2 separate regions of the Homo sapiens genome follow, and region 2 is linked to region 1. The links are chromatin loops, found by intact Hi-C in ENCODE. Cell type or tissue: heart right ventricle. All regions are shown on one strand. Links, peaks and the distances in the headings refer to the core of each region. The heading gives the core; the rest is flanking DNA. Region 1 has its middle 25 kb from the start of UACA. Region 2 has its middle 13 kb from the start of LARP6.

What was found. Hi-C counts contacts between places; a loop is a spot of excess contacts. Peaks named below come from ENCODE experiments on the same cell type or tissue, not always from the same donor. Only the 100,000 strongest peaks of a DNase experiment are listed, where the experiment ranks them.
Region 2: it touches region 1 in a loop (10-fold over the local background); 2 of 110 quality-filtered maps call a loop at or near these places.

Annotation. Positions count from the first base shown.
Region 1 is chr15:70,783,466-70,794,514 of GRCh38, forward strand. No RefSeq gene overlaps it. Among named protein-coding and RNA genes, the nearest start is that of UACA, 25 kb to the left of the region's middle. In heart right ventricle, for the core only: no CTCF peak of the experiment used is centred there; no DNase peak of the experiment used is centred there; H3K27ac peaks cover 286 bases.
Region 2 is chr15:70,861,685-70,872,733 of GRCh38, forward strand. It overlaps a transcript of LRRC49 not described here. Among named protein-coding and RNA genes, the nearest start is that of LARP6, 13 kb to the left of the region's middle. RefSeq lists enhancers at 9,010-9,565, 9,566-10,123. In heart right ventricle, for the core only: no CTCF peak of the experiment used is centred there; a DNase peak (open chromatin) is centred at 6,351; H3K27ac peaks cover 4,037 bases.

The DNA of each region.
Region 1 (11,049 bases), core at 1,842-9,841:
ATGGCATGCCCTGTAAGTAGTAAATGCAATATTTTACAGATATATTTTATCAGGTATTTTATCAGAAAGCTGAGTCTTCTGTGAAAGAACGCCCTGGAAAATATCCACCCGCCAGCAAAGGGACACCTGGGGAAGAGTATCAGTGGTGGAGTCACAGCTCACTGCAGCCTTGACTTCTCAGGCTCAAGAGATCCTCCCACCTCAGCTTCCCGAGTGAGTGATTAGCCGGGACCAAAGTGCTGGGATTACAGGCGTGAGTCACTGTGCCCGGCCGGTATTTCAATATTTCACTTAAACAATGTGAAGAGCAGAAGTTGAATATTATAGCAGCAAATCCTCTATACTACCAAATGCTTAGTCCACTGATATGGAAACCACAGGTTCATCTAAATGATGGAGAAGTCTGTAGAATGATGTTTCCTTCAACAAAGCCTTACAGGATCCAGCAAGTCTTTGAAGTCATGCATGCTCATCTTCCTGGCATCTGTCCTATGCGCATAACACATCTGCAACTGACTGGCTCAGTTCAAACCTAAGGTTAGCAAATTCAGAGCCAAGGGACCAGTTAGTCTATGTTTCTCATTCTGTAGCCACATCTTAGCCTATTCCCATTGCACTTTACATACAACTTCTACCCATTGCTAAACATTCTTCGCTAATTTTACTGCCGGGCACAAATCTTTCTTTGGCCATTTCAGCCTATGGGCCTTTTTCCCTCCTGTAAACTTTCATCACATTTTCTGTCACTCAGCTGATTTTTGATAATATTTGGTTTGATATTGACTTCACTGGATCTTATTTCCCCTCCAAGTTACTTGCTGTCATCAGGAAGCATATTGAAATCTTTGGCATCTTTTATTTATTCTTTTAGAAGCTTAGACCCACCTCTGTCCTTGGTATAGATGTTTAGTTATTATGTAACTATTATACTAATCATATAATTATATATACAATATAGATATATGATCATATATGTACATGATTATGACATGTTTAAAGTTTTGAGGTGAAATGCCATCCTAGCCAAGATTGGTTTCATTCTGAAGAAATTTGTTAATTATTGAGGAATAGAGGTGAGGAAGGTGTAGAAGAACAGACTAAGATCATATCTAACCTGTACAACACAACTTACGCACTTCTTTCATACATTAAGGTTAAATTTCAAAGAATCATATAGTATAGAATGACAGCATGCTGGTTATCGATTTATCACTTCCCATCTTCACACCTCCTCCTCACTTCCCGTGCTTGTGATACTGGTGCTGAATCCCAGAAACATTTCTCTTCACCTGATGACATAATGTTAAGCTTTGTCAGTGGAGGGTTCTGGAGGGATACTGCAGGAGAAAGGGGCTTCTCTTCCTGGTTCTCAGGTGCTTTCTTTTCTTCCTCCTCCAGTGGCTCTCCTGTGGTCAAGGGTGGGACTCACCCTCAGCAAGTTTCACTTTAACCCCACAGGCAGCTTCTGGCAAGTTCCACAAGTGTCCTGGTTCTTGCCTGCCAACCCCAGTCTGTCACACCCAGCAACTCCCTCCACCATTCATTGGTGACAGCTATACCTTCTCTGTAAGGTCTCTGTCTCTGCATCGGGATGGAGACTCTCCAAATTTGTCCCTTTCTTGGGTTCTCTGTTTCAGCCCTAGGGTGGACCCTAAGCTGCTCCCTCTATCTGCTAGTCCTGTATTCTTCAGAGTTCACTTTACCCTTTAATAGCTAACTGCCTGCTATTAGTTAATAATTTTTTTTTTTTTTTGAGATGGAGTCTCGCTCTGTCACCCAGGCTGGCGCGATCTCAGCTCTCTGCAAGCTCCGCCTCCCGGGTTCATGCCATTCTCCTGCCTCAGCCTCCCGAGTAGCTGGGACTACAGGGGCCTGCCACCACGACTGGCTAACGTTTTGTATTTTTAGTAGAGACGGGGGTTTCACCATGTTAGCCAGGATGGTCTCGATCTCCTGACCTTATGATCCACCCGCCTCGGCCTCCCAAAGTGGTGGGATTACAGGCTTGAGCCACCACGCCCAGCCAATTTTTTTTTCCCCAGATGGAGTCTCACTCTGTCGCCCAGGCTGGAGTGCAATGGCTCAATCTCGGCTCACTGCAACCTCTGCCTCCAGGTTTCAAGCCATTCTCCTGCCTCAGCCTCTGAGTAGCTGGGGTTACAGGCACGCACCACCACGCCCGGCTAATTTTTGTATTTTTAGTAGAGACGGGGTTTCACCATGTTGGTCAGGCTGGTCTCGAACTCCTGACCTTGTGATCCGCCCGCTTCAGCCTCCCAAAGTGCTGGGATTACAGGCGAAAGCCACCACGCCTGGCCCTAGTTAATAATTTTTTATGTTAAACTTTTGTTCCAAATACTGTGTGATTGCTGTCTCCTAACCGGACCCTGAAGGATACAGATAGAATCAAAAGGAACCATTTTCTACAATTCCATCACCTTATAGGTGAGGAGATTGAACCAGAGGGGCAGGGAGAGGGACCAGAAAAGCAAATGTCTTGCCTTTCACACAGTGAGAGGTAGAGTTAGAGGTGGAAGCCATATCACCTAGTAGGCAATATCAGCAGTGGCTACACTATACGCACCTAGCTCAATGGCTGGAATATAAGACGTGTTGCATAGAAATGTGTTGAGTGAGTGAATTAATGAATTATGGCTCTGAGGGCAAGGTTTGGTTGGGGAAGTTCAGGGAAGAGGAAGCATGAAGGTGTAGAGTCTTTCATAATGATAAAGTAAGTTATCAGTGAGATAAGAAAACTATGCAGGAGAGACCACGATCTCTTGGCAGATAATTTGCCAGTTACTTCTTAATGGAACAGACTAACCCAGCAGCTTGACTTCAGCCCATAGATGATCTGGTGATTTGGGGTTGATTTTTTTTTTTCTTTTCTTTTTCTTTCTTTCTTTTTTTTTTTTTTTGAGACAGAGTTTCACTTTTGTTGCCCAGGCTGGAGTGCAATGGCATGATCTTGGCTCACTACAACCTCCGCCTCCTGGGTTCAAGCGATTCTCCTGCCTCAGCCTCCTGAGTAGCTGGGATTACAGGCACCTGCCACCACACCCGGCTAATTTTTTGTATTTTTAGTAGAGACGGGGTTTCACCATGTTAGCCAGGATGGTCTCAAACTCCTGACCTCAGGTAATCCACCCACCTCGGCCTCCCAAAGTGCTGGGATTACAGGCCTGAGCCACCGCACAATCCCCCCCAGTGACTTTTCAGATCACCCAGGCTGCCCAAATATTTCCCAGATGGAGGCAGCTTCCCTGGAAGGGTTCCCAACCTAATTGGTTTGTGGCATCCAAGAGGAGGCAGCTCAGCCTGTCGTGGGCAACATGGTGAAACCCCATCTCTACTAAAAATACGAAAAATTAGCCGGGCGTGGTGGCAGGCACCTGTAATCCCAGCTACTCGGGAGGCTGAGGCAGGAGAATCGCTTGAACCTGGGGGGCAGAGGTTGCAGTGAGCCAAGATTGCACCATTGCACTCCAGCCTGGGCGACAAGAGCAAAACTCTGTCTCAAAAAAAAAAGAAAAAAAAAGGAGGCAGCTCTCTGTTGTGGCCAAAAATCAATGGCAATAAAGGAGGCCCCTCCAGAATTGGCCCCATCTCCCACCCACTCTCTTGAGATCCCCACAACCCACAAAGCAGTGGTTTGGATTTTGTAATTAGCAGTTTGTCTTTAACAACCATGGTTTTAGCATTGCGGGTGCCAATACAGTTTCTTTGAGGCATTGGCCAGGACCCAGGCGTTGCTCCTAATTTCTAATTAAGGCCTGTTCAGATAGTAAGCGAATAAAGATCAGTCTAGCATTTCAATTAGAACAGGGTGGTGTAATGGATTCGGCTTGGGCAAACTCCTTTTAGACAAATTGTTTTGACAAGTTCAAGAAAAAGGAGGGGATTCTAGGAGTAACAAGATCAAGTGGAAAGAACACTAGCCCTGAAGTCCAGCTCTTAGAGGTCAAGTCCCAGCTCTGCTGCGAACTAACTGATTGTATGATCCTGGCCAACTCACTTCACTATTGAAGCATCAGTGCTCTCTTCTGTGAAAGTTTCACCTAAACAATTTCTGGACCCCAGCGACATCTTAAGAGATCATGGGATTCAGGGCACATCTCCTCTTCATCCACTGCCACCTTCAAAAAATTGACTTCTGTATGTTTCAGAGTAAATGTTGTTCTTTAAGAGTAAGGGTTTCACAGCCAGATGCATTGCCTCACGCCTGTAATCCCAGCACTTTGGGAGGCTGAGGCGGGTGGATTACCTGAGGTCAGGAGTTTAAGACCAGCTGGCCAACATGGCAAAACCCTGTCTCTACTAAAAATACAAAAATTAGCCAGGCCTGGTGGCAGGTGCCTGTAATCCCAGCTACTTGGGAGGCTGAGGCAGGAGAATCACTGAACCTGGGAGGCGGAGGTTGCAGTGAGCTGAGGTCGCTCCACTGCACTCCAGCCTGGGCTACAGAGCAAGACTCCATCTCAAAAAAAAAAAAAAAAAAAAAAAAAGTAAGGGTTTCACTTTGTGCCTATCTTGGAGCAAATGACCAAAAGTGTTTCTCTTATGCATGTATTTGTTCAGTTACTCTCTGAGCACCTTCCAGGAGTTGAAAGAAGTGCCTGAGTACTAATCCTTTTTCAGGCTCACACACTCAAACCCCTCTACATAGTTTTCCAGCTCAGCAGCATACTCTTAACTCCTCCTTTTCTGTACTCATAGCAGTCAGCATCTGTTCAACTCATTTCCTAATCTATCCCATAACCTCTCTTTCACTCTGAAGTTTAGCCATTAAATTGTTACCTCATTTCTCAAAGGCATTTGCCATATCTCTAACCAGATGTGAGATCTGAAGGGCAGAAACTGGACTCTGCACTTCCTACCTCCCACAGAATCTAATTCAGTGTCCTCCTCATGGGTAGTGCTCAATTAATGGTCCTTAATTGATGGGTCCATTAGCATTGTGGGTGTACAAAGGCATATAAGTGGACGTTCCTGTCCTCAGGAAAGATTCAGTGTAATTGAGGGAGATGGTGAGACCTGAAGAGTTAGGTGACAGTTGCAAGCAACATCACCAGGACTGTGATTCATTGTCAATAAATGCAATAGGTCAGTGGTTCCCAACCTTTGGACCCTAGACCTCTTGTAAACTATGGGTTATGCTAAGCATCACAAATCCTTATATCTGTAAGATGACTCAGACATGTCTCAAATGGTAGTCTCCTCCCCACTTATCTATGGTTTGGCTTTCTGATGTTTGTTACCCACAGTCAACCAAGGTTTGAAAATATGAAATGGAAAATTCCAGAAATAACCAATTCATGAGTTTTAAAATGTGCACTGTCCCACTTTATCCAGCCTGGGATGTGGACCCTCCCTGTGTTCAGTGGATCCACACTGCAGACACTACCTGCTCGTTAGTCACTAGATAGCCATCTCTGTTATAAGACGACTGTCACGTATCACGGTGCTTGGGTTCAAGTGACTCTTATTTTACAGGATAACAAGGCCTTGAATAACGTTGTCCTTTTTTTTTTTCTTTTTTTTCTCTGAGTTGGAGTCTCACTCTGTTGCCCAGGCTGGAGTTCTGGAGTTCAGTGGCATGATCTCAGCTCACTGCAACCTCCGCCTCCCGGGTTCAAGCAATTCTCCTACCTCAGCCCGGAGCAGCTGGAATTACAGGCACGTGCCACCACACCTGGCTAATTTTTGTAATTTTAGTAGAGAACCCTGTCTCAAACTCCTGACCTCAAGTGTCTACCTGCCTCAGCCTCTCAAAGTGCTGGGATTACAGGCATGAGCTACTGTACCCGGCCTCTGTTATAATGTTGATAAGAAAAAAAAAAAATAAATTCTTGTCTGGGGCCGACATCTGTGTGGAGTTTGCTTGTTCTCCTCATGTCTGCGTGGGTTTCCTCCCACATCCCAAAGATATGCACATGAGGTGAATTTGCATGTCTACCTCATCTCAGGATGAGTGAGTGTGGGTGTGAGTGTGGGTGTGGCTGCACGCTGTGAGATAATGGCACCCTCTCCAGGGTGGGTTCCCACCTTGCACCCTGAGCTGCTGGGACAGGCTCCAGCTACCCATGGCTCTGAACTGCAATAAGAATGTAAATAATTATCTTACTTGCTTTTAATAATGTTTCTTAAATACATGCATAGCTCACATTTATTGTAAGGTTTAATATGAGTAGTTTGGCATATATTTAGAAGTTTGATGACAGTTTTGTCACCAGAAATATGCTGAGGGAACTTAACTATTGTTTGTGTCATTAACCTATGGTAAAATTGATTTCCTTATATGTTGTTTCACTTAAAGTCCTAGTTTCTTTTTTTTTTTTTTTTTTTTGAGATGGAATTTCGTTCTTCTTGCCCAGGCTGGAGTGCAGTGGCGCAATCTCGGCTCACCACAACCTCCGCCTCCTGGGTTCAAGCGATTCTCCTGCCTCAGCCTCCCGAGTAGCTGGGATTACAGGCATGCGCCACCATGCCTGTAATTTTGTATTTTTAGTAGAGACGGGGTTTCTCCGTGTTGGCCAGGCTGATCTCGAACTCCCGACATCAGGTGATCCGCCCACCTTGGCCTCCCAAAGTGCTGGAATTACAGGCGTGAGCCATGGCACCGGGCCTAAAGTCCTAGTTTCTGAGAACCTATTGATGATGTTAAGTGAGGACTTACTGTACTTAATGGCCCCAAAGCATAAAGAGTAGTGGTGCTGGCAATTTGGGTATGCCAAAGAGAAGGCATCAAGTGCTTCCTTTGAGGGAAAAGATAAAAGTTCTCCACTTAATAAGGAAAGAAAAGATACTGCATGATGAGGTTGTTTAGATCCATGATAAAGGCCAGGCATGGTGGCGCACATCTGTAATCCCAGCACTTTGGGAGGCCAAAGCAGGTGGATCACTTGAGGCCAGGAGTTCGAGACTAGCCTGGCCAACGTGGCAAAACCCTATCTCTACTAAAAATGCAAAAAAATTTAGCTGGGTGTGGTGGTGCATGCCTGTAATCCCAGCTGCTCAGGAGGCTGAGGCACGAGAATCGCTTGAACCTGGGAGATGGAGGTTGCAGTGAGCCCAGATTGTGCCACTTATCCCAGCCTGGGTGACAGATCAAGACTCTGTCTCAAAAAAAAAAAAAATAAAATAAAATAAAAAATAAAAATACCATGATAAGGAGTTTGTACTAGTTTGGCTGTCACACACCAAACTGCAAAAGTTACTGCCACAGTGTGTGGTAAGTGCCTAGTTTAGATGGAAAAGACATTAATTTTTGTGGGTGGAAGACATGTACAGAACATGTTTCAACTGATGGCAATTGGGTTTGGTATTATCCAAGGTTTCAGGCATCCATAGAGGGTCCTGGAATGTGTCTCCCACAGATAATGGGGGGACTATTGTACTTATTTTTCAAATGTATGTTGTGATTGGCAAAATATATAGCCTCTTAAAAGCCTAGGATTTCATGCTATCCTTTGTTAATCGTGGACATTTAAGACAGATGCTACTCTTCCTGTCCCAGGAGCTTTAAAGCTGTGGGTTATAACACAGACATGGCCAATTCCATGAACCATACCACACACAACCAGTCCCCCAAATGGCAAAAAAAAAAAAAAAGGTATAAATAAACCCTGATCACAAACATGTGAATCTCTTAAGGGGGTGGACGGACCTCAAGTTCCTGAGGAACATGTGCTTCAAAGCACAACAAGAAGGGTCTGAAGAAGATGCAGGCCAGCAATGCTCATGAGTACCAGAGCCAAGGCTATTGAGGTCCTTGTAAAACCCAAGGAGGTTAAGCCTAAGATCGTAAAGGGTGTCAGCTGCAAGCCCCATCAACTTGCCTGCAGTGCCCACCCCAGGCTTGGAAAGTGTGCTCATGCCCACATTGCCAGGTGTCTCAGGCTCTGCTGACCAAAGGCCAAGGCTCCAAACAAGGCTCAGACCACGGCTTCAGCTCCAGCCTCAGTTCTGGCTCCAGCTCAGGCTCCCAAAGGTGCTCAGGCAGCCGTGAAGGCTCCCGAGTAGAGGCCTGTGTCTGCCAGAATGAGTACAGAAGGACTGGTGTGACCTCTGGGCTGCTGTCTGCTTGGGGCTGGTGCCCTCCTGTGCTATTTGCATGAATAAACGTGAGGAAAAATACATACATACATACATACATACATACATGCTAAAAGAATAATTATGCAGGTTCTGTGAACATTTTTTGAAGTTAAAAACCATCATGCTCAAATAGAGTTTGTTCAAACTACTGGCATAGATGGCTAGAATTTAGAAAACAAAGTGAACACTTTAGCCTAGGTGGTTCAATAGATTTTTTTTTCCCTGCAAAAGGTGGGATTTGAACTCAGCTTTGAATAATGATTAAGTTTTTAACAGCAAGGATATGTCTGAGGTTCAACCCATTTCAGGTGTCCCAATATATATGAAAGGAGAAAGCTTCATACCTACATGTTATAATTCTCTTCCTGACAGGCATACCTCAAGATCAGTTGAATTGGAGCACAGCTGGATGGAGGCCTCAGGTTAATTAACTTCCTTTGAGAGCATCCAGAAAATTAGCAAAGACATGAGAAACCATTCACTCAGGACGACCAATCAGCCAGGACACTCCGAAACCTATTAAATCAGATTTTTAATCTTCTAAGCCTGTAGACAACTGTGTGACATCAGCCACATCCTCAAATCTTAAGGGAAACACGAATACAAGAATACATGTGTGCAAGGAATCATGCATAAAAGGATTGTGCCTTCAGATCAAGTCCAACTGTTTTTATTTGTCATCAAATGTGAACGGAGATATGGGTACTAGTCCCAGGAATGCCATAAACTAGCAGTGAATCACTTCTTGAATAAGCCACCTCATTCTTCTAGACTTTGATCTGATAAAGGGAGGGATTGGACCAAAGAATCTTTAAGGTCTCTTCCTACTAGTATGTTTCTGCCTTTTGGATGATGACTATGATGAGCAGAGCCATCTGTTCCCAAGAAGCTGGCTGGTGCCACTGCTCTACCCCTGTGTTCTAGGAGAAGTGGATAGAGGATTTGCCGAGGGAGGAGAGCAGAGGAAGAGATGACTTCCTCATTTGATGTGGAATAAGTCTCAATAGGCTGTCATTTCCATAACCGTTTCATAAAAGTTGTTTCTTTGCAAGAAGTAAAGCTTCACTTTCTCCCTTTTTTGACCTGTCCCTTTAGGCTAAAATTTGCCGGTGAACCTGATCCATCCCTCCCTCCCTTCCTTCCTTCCTTCCTTTTTCCTTTTTCTTTCTCTCTTTCTCTCTTTCTCTCTCTCTCTTTCTTTCTTTCTTTCTTTCTTTCTTTCTTTCTTTCTTTCTTTCTTTCTTTCTTTCTTTCTTTCTATTTTTGAACTTGATTTCACTCACACAAGAAACGCTGCCTATTCACTCCCTGCACTGCTGGGAGGAAATCATGTAAGATGACCCAGCTCTTTCAAAAAATATTATGGCATGAAAGATCACAATGCTTAAAAATGTTCATAGCCTTTTATCTTATAATCTTACTTCCAGAAATCAATCTGAAGAAAGTAATTCTAAATGTCATTACAGATTTAGGCATGAGGATGCTTATCATTGAGTTGTATAACTACAAAAACTGGAAGCAACTTACACTTCCAGAACAGAGGAATGGTGAAGAAGTCATGGCATGTTGAAATGATGAAATATTGTGTTAACAAATGGTGTTCGACAGTTTGAAATAGAGACTTAGAGAACACTTATTTCGAAAAATGGTAAGTCAAGAATATGAGACACAAAATTAGGCCGAGCGTGGTGGCTCAAGCCTGTAATCCCAGCACTTTGGGAGGCTGAGGCGGGCGGATCACCTGAGGTCAGGAATTTGAGAACAGCCTGGCTAACATGGCAAAACCCCGCCTCCACTAAAAATGCAAAAATTAGCTGGGTGTGGTGGTGCATGCCTGTAATCCCAGCTACTTGGGAGGCTGAGACAGGAGAATCCCTTGAACCCATGAGGCAGAGGTTGTAGTGATCTGAGATCTTGCCACTGCACTCCAGCCTGGGCAACAGAGTGAGACTCCGTCTCAAAACACACAAAAAACAAGAAAAAAAAGAAAAAGAAAAAAGAAAACTCACAGGGCAGGAGACCCTACCAGGAAGATAATTGTGGGGCTCCCCTAGAAGCTCTTCACCCGTATGGGTAACCCTGAAGAGATGGAACATGTGCACACTCATTAGTGGATCCATGACCTGCCAAAGTGGCCCAGGCAGAAGGTGCTCTGCTGTGCTTGTCACTAAATTTAGACTACAGGTGGCAGGAAGGGCACAGGAGGAAGGATTAAAGATCCAAGAGGGCGGCTGCTTAGGACGTTTTAGGAACCTAAATCTGGGTTGTGCTGTTGAGTGGAAACACCAGTTCCAGACATCCCAGCCAGCTGGTGTGGCACTGTTTGTCCTGAGAACTGGAGGTGAACACTCCCTTGTCCACACAAATACCCAGCCTGCGCACCACCAGCAGGAGTCTGCTGAGACCAGGAGCCAACTGGCCAGGCAACCCCACTAGAGACTCTCGGAGTGCTCTGCTTGCTCTTGTAGGCTGGCTGATCCCAGCTGCTGGGAAGTCAGATCCCACGGGCAGACGTTGCAGGCAGCCTGGACAAAGCCTGGGAAACACCTAAGAGAACTTCCCTTCATTCAAACATCTGGCATAGAGGTGAAGTGTGAGGGCTCTGGAGTGAGAGCCCTCACACTATTGTCTTCCAGCTCTTCTACTAACAAGGCTGGAGGATAAACCTTAGATAAGCTGCTTGATTGCCTCACTTTCCCCAGTTAGCATGGAACCTTGGACCTGACATATGGTGGATGCTTGACAAATGCTGTCGAATGAAGGACAAAGAGTAGGATAGGGTGGGCCTCATCAAGCAGACCCCTGAGGTAGGTTCACAGGGGCTTCTCCCCTTTGGGAAGAGACACATGGTGTGTCATGCATGGTTCCCTGCTCTCCCACACCCCTTCACCGCTCAACTAAGAGGGAATCTCCTTCTATCCATGCAGGCATGTTTCTGGCTTTCCTCTTGGT
Region 2 (11,049 bases), core at 1,610-9,609, 78 kb after region 1:
TATTCAAGCTTTACCTGCCATTTATGTCTTGTGGAGGACTGGTTTATCAAACTGATGAGGAATGTCACAAGTTAAAAATAGATGGAGACCCTTAGCCGGGCATGGTGGTGTGCGCCTGTAGTCCTAGCTACTCGGGAGGCCGAGGCAGAAGAATTGCTTGAACCCAGAAGGTGGAGGCTGCAGTGAGCCAAGATCACACCACTGCACTCCAGCCTGGGTGACAGAGTGAGACTCTGTCTTAAAAAGAAAAAATAGATGGGTTTTATTTTAGAAGGGTGAAAGAAGGACTAGATCTAGGCGAGTGATCAGTAACAGCAGGTATGAAAGTGATTGGTAGAAATTCTAAGAAACACAGGCACAGGTACTCATTTTTTTCTTGAGGGAAAACCTAAAGAATTTACACAAAGCTGGACCACACATAGCAAGAGAGCCAGCTGCCTACTCCGGCCTGAAGGGCGAGCCCACCCTGGTCCTCCATTCCCCAGGAAGACACACAGCAGTCAATGCTTCTCCCTGATCAGGGTGAGGGCTTCATTAGGTCAGAAATTCTCAACTTAAGTTGCATGTTAGAATCTTAGAATCACCTGGGGGGCTTTTAAAAATTCTGAGGCTGGCCGGGCGCGGTGGCTCACGCCTGTAATCCCAGCACTTTGGGAGGCCGAGGCGGGCGTATCACAAGGCCAGGAGATCGAGACCATCCTGGCTAACAACGTGAAACCCCGTCTCTACTAAAAATACAAAAAATTAGCTGGGCATGGTGGCACGTGCCTGTAGTCCCAGCTACTCAGGAGGCTAAGGCAGGAGAATCGCTTGAACCCAGGAGGCAGAGGTTGCAGTGAGCTGAGATTGTACCACTGCCCTCCAGCCTGGGCGACAGAGCAAGACTCCGTCTCAAAAAAAAAAAAAAAAAAAAAAAATTCTGATGCCCTACCAATTAAGTTCTGGGGTTAAGACCTAGACATTAAGCATCAGGCATTATACCTAGCTTTCAAAGCTCCCAAAATGATTCCAACATGCAGCAAAATTCAAGAACCTCTGTGTTCGGTCTTTCAAGCCATATTTTTCAGGTTCCTCCCAACAGGTCTGGAGACTCAGGCTAGTGGTTCATCTGATCTCCAGGTGCAAGTAACCAGCACAATTCAACCCCAGCATCTTCCTAGAGTTTACTGAGGGACTGGGTGACTCAAAGATGCATTTCTCATGTGCACTATTTCTTAGCAGGAGCAGGCATCAGACCAGCCTGCTGCAAACAATTGTTCAGGTTGTACACAGCACGAGGATGCTTGGCATAGGGGATAAAGGGATGAAATGACTGCCTAAACTCTGCTCACCAAGCTGTCACCCTGGCCTCAGACTTGGTGCAACTAGAGGGGAAAAGGGTAACTATTTCTAATTCTCACAAATGAGCTAAAGTGGTCCTTTGTGCCAATAGTGGCCCTGGTTCAGGCCTGCCTAAGGTAGAGGCAAACTGAAATTCAAGGACCACGGGCATCAGAATTACTAAGGAACTTATTTAAATGTATAGTCCTGCATCTTCACTCCAGATCAAATGAGTCATATCTCTGAAGATACAGCCTAGAAATCTGTGTATTTAATAATCTCCCAAGTGGTTTCCATCAAGCTGAAGTTTGGTGGCCACTGACCGAAGGTATGGGATGGTCTTTCAATAAAAACAACAAATTGAACATCTCCTACATGCCAGGCCCATGCCACCATTCAAGGATATGAGAGCAAACAAGACCCCATCCTTTTCTCAAGTATTCTGGTCTAATAGAAGACAGACAAAAGCTGTGGGTCCCAGGAGGAGCCCAAACTATGACCTCTGCTGGAGTTCAGATATCTGGCATATTCAGAGAACCAGTTAGCAGATTCAAAAATCCCTACAGGAGGGACTGAAGCTCCTCCCAGAAGAATAGTCATCCCAGAGAAATAGGAGCCAGGCACCACAAGCCTGACTCACTAACAAAGCCTCCATTGTCAGAAAAGATGAGTGATTTGGGGGACAGAGTAGCGTCTGATATGTGTTTGTTTGCCTGTGGGCCAAGGCCCTGCTACCCAACCTCTGTGGTCATGTATCTGAGCCCTGTGGAAAGCTAGGGGGACTGTACATGAAAACTGAAAAGCCTGTTTTCCTATAACCCCTATAAACTATTTCAGCACAAGGAATATGACTTTGGGATCCCACTATCTGAGGGTGCACATCACGAGGGGAGGCATTTTTTGCCACTGCTCAGAATAACATCTCACAGCTTTGGCACCTTCTGTGCTGCTCATCAGCTGCAGGAGGAGACTTTGGTGCCTGGTGGACACAGTTGTGCCCAGGGAAGTGCCTGTAGTGCCCATTGGATAGGGTATAGTCTAGCAGAGGAGGCTGGGGCAGTAAAGGAGGGACAACATGCAGACACCAGGTGGTGACTAGCTAGATTCGTCTATGAACACACATGAGACACCCCCGGGGAATGTCCACAGATACTTGGGCAGTGTTTGAGGGGCTAGGTTTGTGTATTAATAACATTAGTGGGTAAAAGGGCTCAAGTGGAAAGAGCTCCCCCCAGAATGGGTGACAGACTCAGTTTCTCTCCATTTGTCATCACTTTTACAGCAAGAACTTGGTGCCTAATCAGGATGACTTCTAATTTGTAGCCCAGACTGCACATTCTAAAGACACCGAGAGGCCCTGAGGCATGGGCACCAGGATGGATGAGGCATTGAGAGGGAAGAGCAGGGCCCTGGAGTTCCCAAGGGGAGAGGTGTGGGTGATTTCCTTTGCCTAATTTGGAAGGCCTAGAGCATTCTGGCTCCAGGCTGCCTTTCCACCCTCATCTCATGTCCATCTTGCCCTCACTCCCTCTGCTCTGGCCATACTGAATTTCTCTTAGTTTATCTGAAGGCACCACTCTTCTGTCCTTTAAACGTGCAGTTTCAGATGCGTGACATGCTTATTCTCTCCTTTTTACCTGGCAAACTTCTAATCTTTCAGGTTTTAGCTAAGATATCACTCAGGGGAACTTTTCTGGATTTGCCAGTTTAGTGTACGGGACATTCAATGCTGTCCATAAACTCAGATGTGGAGAAAATGTAACTCTTTGGGGTGATGGAAATGGAATCTCAGTTTCAGTTTGGGTTCTTCTCATAACTTGGGCTAGGGTCAAAATTCCAGGTGTCTGTTCATCAGTCATCTGTGTATCCGGGAATCTAGCAACTGAGATGTCCATATCATTAAGTCAGGGCTCTCTTAGCTGCTTCAGTGCCAAATTTGGGGCACTAGGATCTTTGCTAGGCCCTCTATAACCCCATATGCCTAGAGTCAACACCACCAGCACAGTCATTTTCTTCCTTTTTTCTCCTGCTTCCATTCTGGAAGAAGCCTTTTCCAATTCAGGGACAAGTTTCTTTCATCTTGAACTTGGGTCCTTCAGCAATCCTCCTGCCTCGGCCTCCCACAGTGCTGGGATTACAGGTGTGGGCCCCATGCCTGGCCATTTCTCTTAACCCAAATCTCTATTCTGCTTAGTGGTTACTGGCTTCTTTCCCAAAACTTTGTATTAGTTTCGTAAATACAGAAAGGTTGAAATAATAATAAAATGAACATTCTTATGCACTCTACTGAATTCAAAAATCGTTAAAAATTTATCACCATCTTTTTTCACCTCTCAGTACTTCAGCCTGTCTTCTAAAGAGAAAGACATTCACCTACAAAACCACAATATCATGGTTGCGTCTAACAAAACTGTTGATAGTTCCGTAAAATTATCTAATAGCGAGTTCATATTCATTTCCCCAAAATGTTTCATTCCAAGAATGTTCATTATGCTTCAGAACAAAAACCAGGATCCAATTTAGAGTCACACATTGCATTTGATGTTTATGTCCTTCTAATTTATTTACATCGAGAATAGTCCCTTCACCATTTTATATTGTTATTGTTGCTTCATGACATTGAATTTTTGAAGGATTCATGTCCGTTATCCTAAAGAATTTAGGCTTTTGAAAACAAAAGCCAGAGAACTCTGCCCCAGACTTTCCCTGAGGCAAGAAGTATAACCTACCTGTCTGGTTTTTTGAGGACTGAGAGTTTTCCCTGGCCATGGGACTTTCAGTGTCAAAACCAAGAAAATCCTGGGCAAGCCAAGATGAATTGGTCACCCTAGAGGCAAGGAGGTATGGACTTGGATATTTGCTTGAATGGTTGCAAGGCATAGAGTGAAACATTTTTTAAAATGAATAATCCGATATTATGCAGCCACACTTGGTTAATAAGTAGGTTCATAGCATCCTGTGTTTATACTCTTGCAATATGCATCATATTTTTGACTCTGTTTAACATCTGAATTTCCCAATAGACAGTAAACTCCATGAAGGCAGAGACATGTATATCTTTCTCATTACTCTAATCTCATTGTATCCCCATAGTTCTGGTACATGTAAAGTATTTATTTATTTATTTATTTATTTATTTATTTATTTATTTATTTATTTTTGAGATGGAGTCTCGCTCTGTCACCCAGGCTGGAGTGCAGTGGTGCGATCTTGGCTCACTGCAACCTCTGCCTCCGGGTTCAGGTGATTCTCCTGCCTCAGCCTCCTAAGTTGCTGGGACTACAGGCGTGTGCCACCATGCCTGGCTAATTTTTGTATTTTTAGTAGAGATGGGGTTTCACCATGTTGGCCAGGATGGTCTCCATCTCTTGATCTCGTGATCCGCCCGCTTCAGACTCCCCAATTGCCGGGATTACAGGCGTGAGCGACCACGTCCGGCCACTAAGACATGTTTAAATAGTGAGGCTGCAGCCCACTGGTAATTTCCATACCCCTGTTCACTGAGTCTTATTAGGTTAGGTTTCTGCATGGAAATCTTAACAAACATTCTGTGCAACTGTCCTGGCCTTACAGATGAGACTCCAGAAGTTTAAATCATCTTCAAGATCAAATTAAGACCTTAACTTCTAAGTCCTCAGGGTCTTCATGCAGTGACGGGATATAGATAAGGGTAGAAAAATATCTGGGAATCTGGAGATACTTAACCCATTGGCTAAGCAGCACTGGACCATATACCAAGGTCCTAAGGAAATCAATCACACCTTAAGAAAATTTAACTAAATTGGACAGAAATTAACACAATTTCATTCAGTCCTTGCCTTATTCTCCAGATTTGAATCCCCCAGGGTCATTAAATGATTGGCCAAGTAGAGATTGGGGTTGGAAAGTTGAAATAAGGTATAATTATGAACCTGGCCTGAACTCCAGATCGACTCAAGGCCAAGTCTGGCCTTTGGAAAGTCTTTGGGGTTAAAGATTTGGTAATGGACTTAATGTAGCATTGGGTACCTGATTATAGAGAATTCAAGTGGAGGCTGATCGGAACGGAATCCTGATGGCCAAGTTGCCCAAGGCTATCAAGGTCCAAGCAGAAGACAGCACATCTCAATGCCTGCTCTCTCATTCCTTTCACCCTCTTTGGAAGAAGGTCTACTTGAGAACTGTGCTGAGTCATGTAGGCCTGCCTTTGTGACGGGAATCCTCATATCAGACACTCTCCAGAGAAAGAGGCTTGTAAGGGGCACCATGAAGTATCAAAAGAAAGACTGAAAGACAAGAGCATAGAGAAGAAAAGAACTTCCTGTGAAGAAGTTTTGAAATGCATGATGAGATTTGTTTTTTTCTTCTGAGCATCAACAGAGTATTTTTTGTGTCCTTCACATCAGGGTGAAGAAGACACCAAAGTACTGTCCAAGAGATGACGGGAATGGCCATTTTTGGAGCAATTACTGTGTTCTTGGCCTATGACCTCATTTAACCCTTGCAGCAGTCCCAAGTCCCAATGATCCCAGTGAGGTATTGTTAGAAAACTAAGGCTCAGCAAAATTAAGTAACTTGCTAAAGGTTATACGGCTGGGATATGGAAGTGCATAAAGATTTATCCTCACACTGTCAGACTCCAAATCTATGCTGTTCCCATTATCCCACCCTGCACTCTTCTGAAGATGCCATGGGCCTAACAGTCCTTAACAGTCTCAGAAGTGGGGGCATTATTAAATCCAGGTGAAAAAGACAGTCATTGCTGGCGTGCTATATGAAGGGCACTGGAAAGACTTTTGCTCCCCAATTTTCTCTACCACATCTACCACAATGCCTGCAATCTTGTCACGCATTTCTTTGAGATGAGTATTGGGGTCCTGCTTCTGAGAGCCATTCAAAGTGGACTAGTCTGATCTAGAGGTTGTGGGGTGAGGTGCTCTGTACTCCTCTCTGTCATCTCTATTTTGACACATCGCAGATGCTCCGGCAGCTCCGTTTCTGGGTATTAGCTGTCAAGTTGAGAGCAGAGTGTTTTTCCTTCTCTTTGGCTTGATTGTCTTTCACCCTTGGGGGAAAGGGAGGGGGGTGCTAATGGCTTGGAGGGTGGCCAGACTATTCCATTTTGCAATCTCCAGCCACAGCTGCTAAAGAAAACTTATATTGTATTTTCATTCTGTGGGGAAAACATGTTTTGTTTTGTATTCTTGTGTAACCATGAAACATCTGGGGTAACCTTAGCTAAAACTTCCTTCCAGTGTTCTATTGGGGCTAAATGATATAGAGAAATTTTCACCTTGAAATGTAAGCTATGACAGTGTAATACGTTATTATGACATGCGCTTGGATACGTACCCAGTAGGGAGCCATCCAATTATTACAACTCAGGCCCTCTAAACTAAAATCCCTTATACTTATGTTACATCACACTGTCCCTTATAAATGGTCAGGGCCAAGAAAATGATATTTGGTCACTCAAAATTGGGGAAACACTGTGAGGGCTTAGGCAGAACTCTTCAATGCTTTCAACTGGTGGCTCTCAAAATTGAGCATGCATCAGAATCACCCAAAGGGCTTGTTGAAACTCAGATTTCTGGCTCCCATTCTCAGAGTTTCTGACTCAGTAGGTCTAGGGTAGAGCCTGAGAATTTGCTTTTCTACCACGTTCCCGGGTGATGCTGATGCAACTGGTCTGGGGACCATAAGAATCTCAGCTTTAAACTTGGGTCACCCCAAATGTGGAATTGAATACAATATACAGGAGAGGCAAAAACTATATACAGTGACAAGCTTCAGTGTCATGCTTTGTTTCGTTTTTCTAAATAGGTAAGAGCTGATGCTAAGATGAGATAATCCCATCTAATCATTGTGGGTGGTAGTACAAGTTAGTATAAACATTTTAGAAAACAAATTGGCAGTAAATAAATATTTGTAGGCATTGATCCCACTTCTAGGTACCTCTAAGAAAATAATCAGAAATAAGCACAAAGATTAAAGTATAGGGATGTCTATTGCAGCTTTATGTAAAATGATAGATACTTGGAAATCACATGAATATTCAGTAGTTTATCAATTATAATAATATCTCTACAGTGGAGTATTATGCCACCATTAAAGTAATTGGAAAAAAAATTTTAATGATAAAAAGAAATGTTTATGATAGATTATTATAATACATGAAAAGCTCAGGTCACAGAGCTTTATTTATCATTTATCAACTATATAATACATATATACTTCTACAAACAGCATATCAACTAAGGAAACACACTGACATGTTAACAGTAATGATTTCTGGATAGTATTATATTTGTTCTATAGATGCCATTCACTTCTTCCCTGCCTAATCTTCTAAAATAATCTATCCCACTCAAAGCCTCCCCTCTTCTGGAAGGAGCTTCTTAGACTGCCATATTTAAACCAAATGATCCCACCCTTTCAGTGGTAGGCGATTGGCTGTAGGGACATGTGATCCAGGGTGAACCTACTAGTGAGTGTCTATCAAACACTGTACTGCTAAACCCAGAAACTAGGGCTAGACAGCTGTGGAATGTACATATATTTAAGTAGGGCTGGTGGGCATTTTAGGCTGTGTGCAAGCAGAGGAGGCTACTACAGATCCGCTGCTTTATCAGCGATTACTGTCAGTACAATACAGGCCCAGGAGCTGACCAGCACACACATGCAGCAGCCCACCCACACAGGCACAAATCCTTCTTAAAAAGCAGGCAATGGGGAGAGGTTGTAAATATTAAACTGTAATACCCTTGTCCCTGTTATGCTTCCAATATTCTCCCTTTTTGCCTTGAGCTAGTGAAAGTGGGTTTCTCCTCTTTGCAATTGCGTCCTAAATTAACAGGTGATTTTTATTTGCTTATTTGTACGTGTTTGCTTTTTTAAAATCAGCTTCCCACACTGAGTTTATTACTGATTTTATTAACAGAAAAATATTAAAATTAAAATCTTGAGCTGCAGCTAAAAAAAAAAATTATTTAGTGCAAAGTTTCCTATTTGCTCACTAGCCCCTACATCCAGACCCTCTTATTTCTGACACTCTGAGCTTCAGAAACTGAGAGGTTTTCTTTGGTTTCTTTCAGTTTGGTACAAAATCCAGAGGACAATTTAAGTTTGGAATGTGTCCAAGCAAAATTCTTTTTCTGTACTAAGCTAAGAGGATTCCAACAGCAAAGACTGATGCAGAATAAAAGATATAGAGCATGGTTTTCTCCATTGATTTATAAACATGAAGATTGGAATGGATGAGTCATCAGCAAATTGAATTGGGAGGGATTGCTGCAGAGCAGCCCACACTTTGTCATAAAAATTCTGCTGCAGTATCACACTAGCTCAACTGTGGTTTACCATTTTTAGAAACATGAGCAAATGCACTATAGTTGGTTACCACTTTTTTTGTGACACTTGAGGTTCATGTGAAGTTGTATCAATCCCAAAGAGTGATACACTTCAAGACAGGACCATTTGGTATAAGCAGTAGGTAATTGTTTTTGTTTTGTTTTGTTTTGTTTTGAGATGGAATTTTGCTCTTATTGCCAAGGCTGTAGAGCAATGGCGTGATCTTGGCTCACCAAAACCTCCGCCTCCTGGGTTCAAGCGATTCTCCTGCCTCAGCCTCCCGAGTAGCTGGGATTACAGGAATGTGCCACCACGCCCAGCTAATTTTGTATTTTTAGTAGAGACAGGGTTTCTCCATGTTGGTCATTCTGGTCTCAAACTCCTGACCTCAGGTGATTTGCCCGCCTAGGCCGCCCAAAGTGTTGGGATTACAGGTGTGAGCCACCGTGCCCAGCCAGCAGTAGGTAATTCTTAACCCTTTCAAGGTCATCATCTCAATTTCTTCCCCACTGGGAATCAAATTGTAACTAAAAAATGATTGCAACTTATTTTAAGAATTTCTAGATATGCTGCAAGATATTTGAGGGCAGGGACTGATTCTGCCATGCTTAGTTTTTTTTTTTTTTTTTTTTAGTATTTATTGATCATTCTTGGGTGTTTCTCGGAGAGGGGGATTTGGCAGGGTCATAGGACAATAGTGGAGCGAAGGTCAGCAGATAAACATGTGAACAAGGGTCTGTGGTTTTCCTAGGCAGAGGACCCTGCGGCCTTCCGCAGTGTTTGTGTCCCTGGGTACTTGAGATTAGGGAGTGGTGATGACTCTTAACGAGTATGCTGCCTTCAAGCATCTGTTTAACAAAGCACATCTTGCACCGCCCTTAATCCATTTAACCCTGAGTGGACACAGCACATGTTTCAGAGAGCACGGGGTTGGGGGTAAGGTTATAGATTAACAGCATCCCAAGGCAGAAGAATTTTTCCTAGTACAGAACAAAATGGAGTCTCCCATGTCTACTTCTTTCTACACAGACACAGCAACAATCTGATCTCTCTTTCCTTTCCCCACATTTCCCCCCTCTCTACTCGACAAAACCCCCATCGTCATCATGGCCCGCTCTCAATGAGCTGTTGGGCACACCTCCCAGACCAGGTGGCGGCCGGGCAGAGGGGCTCCTCACTTCCCAGACGGGGCGACCGGGCAGAGGCGCCCCCCACCTCCCGAACGGCGCGGCTGGCCGGGCGGGGGCTGCCCCCCACCTCCTGGACGGGGTGGCTGCCGGGCAGAGACGCTCCTCACTTCCCAGACGGGGCGGCTGCTGGGCGGAGGGGCTCCTCACTTCTCAGACGGGGCGGCCAGGAAGAGACGCTCCTCACCTCCCAGACGGGGTGGTGGTGGGGCAGACACACTCCTCAGATCCCAGACGGGGCCGCGGCCGGGCAGAGGCTCTCCTCACATCCCAGACGGGGCGGGGGGGTAGAGGCGCTCCCCACATCTCAGACGATGGGCGGCCGGGCAGAGACGCTCCTCACTTCCTAGACGGGATGGTGGCCGGGAAGAGGCGCTCCTTACTTCCCAGACTGGGCGGCCGGGCAGAGGGGCTCCTCACATCCCAGACGATGGGCGGCCAGGCAGAGACGCTCCTCACTTCCCAGACGGGATGGCGGCCGGGCAGAGGCTGCAATCTCGGCACTTTGGGAGGCCAAGGCAGGCGGCTGGGAGGTGGAGGTTGAAGCAAGCCGAGATCACGCCACTGCACTCCAGCCTGGGCAACATTGAGCACTGAGTGAGCAAGACTCCGTCTGCAATCCTGGCACCTCGGGAGGCCGAAGCTGGCAGATCACTCACGGTCAGGAGCTGGAGACCAGCCCGGCCAACACGGCGAAACCCCGTCTCCACCAAAAAATACAAAAACCAATCAGGCGTGGCAGCACGCGCCTGCAATCCCAGGCACTGGGCAGGCTGAGGCAGGAGAATCAGGCAGGGAGGTTGCAGTGAACCGAGATTGCGGCAGCACAGTCTAGCCTCGGCTCGGCATCAGAGGGAGACCGCGGAAAGTGGGAGACGGAGACGTAGGGGAGAGGGAGAGGAGGAGGGGGAGGGCGAGGGGGAGGGAGAGGTACTTAGTTTTATCCCTGGTTTGTTGAATGACTGAAAAAACATTCATATTGGTGCTAAGAGATGAGCCTAGGGAATAAGTGCTTGGGAAGTAACTTTCCAAAGGGTCCGGTTCTGGGACTGGGTTTAGAAGCTTGAGATGATGTCAAAGATAAAGTTGTGATACGCTTTAGGGTTTCCAAAAAGTGTGTGTTCTAAAAAGATGAGAAAATTGTCAAGAAGGAGAAATTGCTGGCATTTTTAAAAAAGAGAAAATTGAGACCAGACAAGTTCCATAGGCAGCA